Linked DNA regions of Homo sapiens: region 1 is linked to region 2. Evidence: chromatin contacts called from ENCODE Hi-C or POLR2A ChIA-PET data. All regions are on one chromosome and are shown on one strand. Each heading gives the region's core, a stretch centred on a gene start or an enhancer-like site at or near the end of the contact. The rest is flanking DNA. Distances are from core to core; before and after follow the strand shown.

What was found. Hi-C counts contacts between places; a loop is a spot of excess contacts on that map. ChIA-PET counts read pairs that join two places held with the same protein, here RNA polymerase II (POLR2A). Pooled maps may share reads with other maps.
Region 1: a loop to region 2 is called in a pooled map, with 3 times the contacts of the local background. The contact joins two enhancer-like sites. A Hi-C loop is called at or near these places in 4 of 37 single-sample maps with no recorded cell type and 11 of 50 pooled maps. POLR2A ChIA-PET finds 5 or more read pairs at or near these places in 4 of 52 experiments (PC-9, activated CD8-positive, alpha-beta T cell and activated naive CD4-positive, alpha-beta T cell).

Annotation. Positions count from the first base shown.
Region 1 is chr1:206,561,464-206,565,050 of GRCh38, reverse strand. The region is part of intron 2 of RASSF5 (Ras association domain family member 5); the gene reads right to left. LOC124904494 (a long non-coding RNA gene) reads right to left here. Exons shown (of 2, transcript XR_007066831.1): 2 at 2,657-3,587. Among named protein-coding and RNA genes, the nearest start is that of EIF2D, 49 kb to the left of the region's middle. Within about 2 kb of position 1,875, at least 9 of the 41 ENCODE cell types and tissues checked have a DNase peak (open chromatin) inside an H3K27ac peak, as active enhancers do.
Region 2 is chr1:206,801,878-206,805,099 of GRCh38, reverse strand. The region is part of intron 2 of IL19 (interleukin 19); the gene reads right to left. Among named protein-coding and RNA genes, the nearest start is that of IL10, 31 kb to the right of the region's middle. RefSeq lists an enhancer at 1,873-1,922. Within about 2 kb of position 1,764, at least 6 of the 41 ENCODE cell types and tissues checked have a DNase peak (open chromatin) inside an H3K27ac peak, as active enhancers do.

The DNA.
Region 1 (3,587 bases), core at 626-3,125, 240 kb after region 2:
AGCTGTAGAAAATGCCATTCTAGAGCTAGGAAGAGAGGTGGGGCGAGGGATGTAGGCTGGAGAGTGATTAGCTAAAGCTGGGATGCTGTGGGAGAAGAGGGGAGATGAGCCCCCAGGACAGAAGCCTTCTGTGAACAGAAGCCACAGGCTCAGCAATTCAAGCCTGAAGCTGTCTGTCAGTGCAGCTCTTTTCTTCCTCCTGGCCCTGAAATCAAGTGCTCCTGATTCGTGGCACTTTATCTCATCCTCTTGTCTCTGGAAAATATGCCAGGCTAGGTCTGGATCCCCACCCCATGCTCTTTGAGGTAGACTAAACCATGAAGAAGAAGAAACCAAGGACCTGCAGGACAGGTCTCAGTTCCCCACCCAGGGAGCTCCCAAAGCCAGAAGATACACAGGTGTGGGGTACCTGGTAAGTGAAGAGCAGAAGAGAAGAGAATCGAGGTCCCCAAGCTAGGACCCCTTCAAGCTCCTAGGCTGGGAGTTGGATCCAAAGCCTGATCTGACAGTGTGCAATAAGACCTGGGATTCAAGGTTTGATACTGGCATAAAATCTTTCTTCTTTTCTCCCTAAACTGCTTGGGTGGGTGGATATTATGTGTCCCAAACTGTAAGTGAAATTGCTTTATAGGGAAAAGCTGATTCTGGATAAACTATCTAAACCTGTGAAGACAGAAGGAGGGCAGGAGGGGAGGAACCAGAACAGAGAGTGAGGGATGGCCTGGACTAAGCGGCGTGTGAACAAGGATGTCTTGGGTGAGTTCCAGGTGGTCCTGGAGGAGGTCGTCTCTCTGACCCCTCCCTAGGGGAAGTCCTTATGGTTTAGAGAACTTGGCAGCCAATATCTAGAATCCCTACCAGGCCCATGAGAAACTAGTAAAAAGGGTCTGTTCCCATGCAAAGAGGCAAGGGACTCTCAGCAGGGAAGATAAGGACACTCACATGACAAGGGTGTTTGTTGAGAAGGACAGGATGAAGTACCTGAGTCTGATGATTGAAATGACTTGGCCATAACCTCTTAGTGGCTTGAGCTGGATGGGAAGGGAGGACTTCATTTACAGTTAGTGCTGTGTGTCTTCCCTTACATCATGTGCCATCAAGATCTCAAAGGGCCTTGAAATAAGAGTTCAGCTTGTGGTGATGAGACTAGCAGAGAAAGCTCTGAGCAGGACCCAGGGGGCCTGACTCCTTGAATCTGTCTCTACTGAGCTGTGTGACTGGGGGCAAATCCTCTTCCCTCTCTAGACTTCAGTTTCCAGCCTAGGAACCTCTTAGGAATCTGTGACACATTCTCTTCTTGCATTCCAATTGGGGTAAGCAGTCAATTACCAAATATTTCCTAAACAGGTGGTTCCTAGATTGCAGCATATATGAGAATCACCTGGGAAAAGTATTAGAAAAGCAGAATCCAGGGTCCCATCTCCAAAGATTCAGGAGCCAGTAGCTCTGGAGTAGGGCCCCTGAAACTCCATTCTCAAAGAGTAGTTCTGGTGCAGGTGGTTGAGGCCACCTTGATGCAACACTGAAGGTTTCAGATGCTACAGAGAAACCAGAGAAGTGCTGAGTGAGGAAAAGCACCCGTCCTCAAGAGATTTCCAGTTTAGATGGGGGAGACAGGACCCAATCCCAAGAACAGAATATCCTCAGTGACAGATGAGAGAGAGGTACAAGGTCAAAGAAACAGGTCATGTCCTTTACCAAGCAGTTATGAGCAGAGCTTCCCAGGTGCCTGGCGCAGAAACGGTGGCAGGAGGCATGTGTGGCAGAGACAGCTAAATGCTCACCACAACCTGCTTCCTTTTCTACCAGGGCTCACAGCTGTACTTCACTTCCCAACCTCCCCTGTGGTTAGGTGTGGCCACGTGACTGAGTTCCAGCCAATGGCCCGTGGTTGCAAGAAACACCCACCATTTCCGGGTCTGGCCCACAAGCTTCCCATGTGTTATCCTGATCCCCACCTGCCAATCTAACTTTTTTAAGTAAAGGGGGAAATAAACCTCTGATTATATTCAATGACTGAAAAGCAGGGGTTGTTTCAAGTTAGTCCATCCTGATTGTACAGGATGCAAGAGAGAAGATGCAGCAATTCAACCCAAGCAGTATTTGGTCAATACTGGCTTTTTTTTTTTGAGACAGAGACTCGTTCTGTCGCCCAGGCTGGAGTGCAGTGGCACGATCTTGGCTTACTGCAAGCTCCGCCTCCCGGGTTCACACCATTCTCCTGCCTCAGCCTCCCAAGTAGTTAGCCTGCCACCACGCCTGGCTAATTTTTTCTATTTTTCAGTAGAGATGGGGTTTCACCAGGTTAGCCAGGATGGTCTGGATCTCCTGACCTCGTGATCCGCCCGTCTCGGCCTCCCAAAGTGCTGGGATTACAGGCATGAGCCACCACGCCCGGCCAATACTGGCTTTTGTAACCAAGTACTTGATGTTGTTGGACCTGAAGGAGATGCGAGTTCTGATCTTATAGGACGGACAATACTGGGAAGGGCCAGAGGAGGCAGCGGGCAGTGAATCCCACGAGTGTGGAGTTCGGACGGCATCTCTAAATGAGGCTATCTGGAGGCTGTGCCAGTCTGAAATCTCTTCTGGGACTAGTCTTGGGCCATGTAAGCCTTTGAGACAGCACATAAAAAACAGTCAAATGGGCCAGTGGTTCCAAAGATTCTAGTTTTATTTTTATTGCTGAAATTTGGAGCTAACTTATTTTTAGTAATCTTTTCTTTTCTCTCATGCCGAGGTGGTGAGGGGCAGGTGCCATGCCTGAGGCCTGGGTGTGCCTGCTGCTAGCAGAGAGATGGGGACCTCCCCAACTGTCCCAGGGCTGTGGGGTTGGCTAGTGCCCCTGGAGTACCACAGGGATCCTGTCCAGGGAGGAGCTGACTGGCCAGGCAGGAGGAGATGGAACAATTACAGGCAGGGAACAGGGAGCAGTGTAGGATCTGACCTCCAGGACCCTCTTCCTCTTGCATCTTCCTTGAAGAAAAAGAATTCAATGGTGTCACTGTAGACCCAAGAAAGCCTAGGCAGATGGGGGCATGGGAGTGTGTTTTCTATGTACTTAAGTATAATATTTAACTATAGGCCGGGTGCGGTGGCTCACTCCTGTAATCCCAGCACCTTGGGAGGCCGAGGTAGGGGTTCACCTGAGGTCAGGAGTTCAAGACCTGGCCAACATTGTGAAACCCTGTCTCTACTCAAAAAAAAAAACACAAAACTTAGCTGGGTGTGGTGGTGGGTGCCTGTAATCTCAGCTACTCAGGAGGCTGAGGCAGGAGAATTGCTTGAACCTGGGAGGCAGAGGTTGCAGTGAGCCGAGATCGCGTCATTGTACTCCAGCCTGGGCAACAAGAGCAAAACTCCATCTCAAAAAAAAAAAAAAAAAAAGAAAAAGAAAAATATTTAACTGTAGATATAGTCAACCTTCTGTTCTTTGTATCCACAGAGAAAAACACACATGAGGAGGAGTCTCCAGTGGGAAGATAGAGGTTTATCTATTAACATATTTCAGTTGTAGGATAGACACCAAGAAGAACTTTTAAGTCACTAAAGTTGTAAGATTACAGGGACTACCTGCTAAAATCAAG
Region 2 (3,222 bases), core at 515-3,014:
CTAAATAAATTGTGCCGATACAGGTGTGTACTCTAGAAGCAGAGCCAGGTATGCAGACAGCAGGTAGCAGGTGATCATTTAGTGCTTGAATGATCAGAACAGTGTCCACAGAGGATCCAAGGATTGAAAGGAACTTCAAAGAAGGGTATGATTTAGAAAGGAAGGAGTCTGGTGGATTCTTCTAAAGAGCATTTCTCTGGGATTCAGATAATTTCACCCATGCAGTTAGCACCCATTCTATCCTTGAAAGATACAGCTGCTCTTCCTATAAGGTAAGAGAATTTCAGGTTTGAACAGAGAATTTTAGATTGAAAAATTCAAGCCCATTTTCTATTCTTCCACCCGCAAACAAAGGTGCGGAAAGCAGTTGAGGAAACAGGCTGAGGTGAGTTTCCTTGAAGCCTTGCTCTCTTGCATCTCTGTTTGATCCCTGGGTCATTCCCTCAGGCATCTCTGGTCAGAAACACTTTTAAACCCCAAATCTCATTCTCACTGGGTTTGCATTGTACCTGGAAAGATGCTGACACCAATAAAAGCTTGTTGCTTAAAGACACAGCCTATGACTCACACAATGCACACTTTATACACCCTAATTCCTTCCATCTGTAGTAACTTTCAGCTTCTCATTACCTAAATTATTTCAGTGCACTCAACCTGGGGGTTATTGTCATATAGGGAATCAAATGAGGTGCCAGAAACAGATAAAAATCAAGAAAACAACAATTTGAAAAGGTTATCATTGGCATCAGGGAATGTCTGTGTTGGAAAGGATCTCCAGGTTCATTAGCCCCCACTCCCAGCACAGGAACCCTCTTTGTCATGACTCGGACAGATGTTATCCAATTCTGCTTCATGACTTTCAAGACCTGGGTGCCACATTCTGCAGTTGTCATCTGCAAACTTGATAGGCAGGTGAATGTGGCAAGCAACCCATATTTAAATATACCTGAAGCCCTCCTGGAATTTACACAGCTACATCTTTCCCTGTACTGCCCTGCAAGAAGCGTGAGAGAAGAAGCTCTTCTGAGCCTCCTGCCTGTTACAGAGAGCAAGAAAGGGAAGGGAAGAGACAGGGCGAAGAGAGAAAGGATTACTTGATATTGTAGTGTTCAAGCTGGAATAATTTTCCCTCCCACCTTGCTGGAGTGCTTTCCAAGTGCTATTTCCTAGAGCAATGCCAGATTAGTTGTTCCAGAATTCCCAGGGGGCTTTGCACAGAGTCCCAGACCCTGTCCCTGAGAGTTGAATTTTGTACATCTGGGATGAAGCCTGGGCATCTCTATTTGTTAAAGCTTAGGATTATTTTGAAGTGCAGTCAGTTTGAAAGTCACTTTATTAGAGGGCTCTGGACTAGGTCACCCCATTCCTGGTGGTTGAAAAACCTCATTGCAAGCAGATCACTCCTATGTCCTCCAGCAGTTTTCTGTAAGCATGTTTTTGTGTTGCTGAAGGCAGCCCCATCAGCCCCCAGGGGAATAATCCTTTCCTGTTCTCTCCAGCCATGCTCTGTAGGATCACCTGAGGCCTGTGTCTGGGCCTCTTTATCGCAGCACAGTACAAGCATCCAGCTTGTACTCTTTGTTGTGGGCTGGCCAAGATGCTGACAGGAACAAAAATGACTTGTTTTTGAGAGTAAAGATACAAGCTTTGACTCAGATGACGCACACATGTTCATGGAGGGAGACTCTCACATCCGACCTACCTTCTTCCGTCCACAGAGAGTCACGTTGCTACTCTAACCACATCACTAATTCCGAAAGATGGGGACTCCTACACAGGGCCTCCAGGTCAATGCCTCTGATTAGGGCAGGGAACTGGAAGGCATCCAACCCCGACTTCCTGGCACCCCAAGTTCTCTCAGCAGCAACAGCGAAAGCCCATGGATGTAACTGCATTACAGAAGCCAAGGCCCTCAATGTGTAGACTCTCTGGGGTGCTATTTTAAAAGGCAGACTCTCAAGCCCCACAAAAAGATGTTTTGAAGATTGGAGTGAGGCCAGAAAATCCACCTTTTGAGCAAGCAGGACTAGGGAATTCTGAGTAAGACTAGTATTTGAACTTTACCCATTTGGGACTGAACCTCAAAGGAAAAAAGGGATCTGGAAAAGGAAATGACGTCCCCCTCGCCCTTCCAGGGCCACAGCTGCTTCTGTTCTTGAGATATTGGCCAGGCCCCTTATTTCTTTGACATTCCCCTTGCTTTCCTGTCCCCTCGTCTTCCTTAACAGTCCTTCTTATCTGCCAGAAGATTGGTCTTTCTTTAAGGCTAGCAGTTAGCCTTGATTGGGGATCCAGTTCTATACATGTGGGCATAGAGGACAGAGCAAGAAGACAGGACAAGTGAGCAGAACTATACAGGGAAGGGAGGGACAGTGTTGGAAGAGAAGCCCAGGCTTGGAACTTGCCCATGGCAAAAAAAAAAGAAAAAAAAAATTGAAAATTTGTACCCTCATTATGTCACCAGGAATTGAAATTAAGTATGACTCACGATTTACCCATGAAGCTCTTTCCCAATTAGTCTGGGTTGTGTCACCAAAAGACCTGAATTTAAGTCATGACTCCATCACTTATTGGCTTCGTGATCTTGGGAAAATTATTGAACTCTCTGACATTTAGTTTCCTTATCTGTAAAATAGGGGTAATCGCTTGATAAAGGTGCTGTTCGTTTTGATGAGGTAATATATAAAAATGCTTAGCCCAGGTTTTGGTACATGGAAGGCAGAAAAAAAAACCACCCAGATATTATGAATAATATAATTCTGTCATGTACACCTTTCCTCTCACAACCTACTGACTTACTGTAGGCACCAGGCAACCTGAATTACTAGGTGTTCTCTAGGGCCCCAATAAGCCATGTGTTTTAAAGTCTAATGGAATGGTCTAATCCCATCTCCATCACCAACTCATAAGCTGTGTGACCTTCCTTCCTGGGCCTCTGTTCCCTTCTCTATGGATCAGTGCCAATACATCAAGTTTCTGCAAAGGCCTGGTGCATTCACTGATGCACACAAGGAGCCCAGGACCATGCTGGGAGCCCCCTGTGCTGCAGCCTCCCCTTCCCCTCCTTTCCTGCAAGCTCCCATGTTTGTCCATGCCTTTCTATGGAGGTGCCTTCGTTCAAACTGTTTCTTCCACCCAAATGTCCCTTCCCTTTTTCTGCTCACTGGAGTTCTTCCCAAAGCTGCCTTCATCCTACCTCAATCCCAACAGTCAAGATACCCA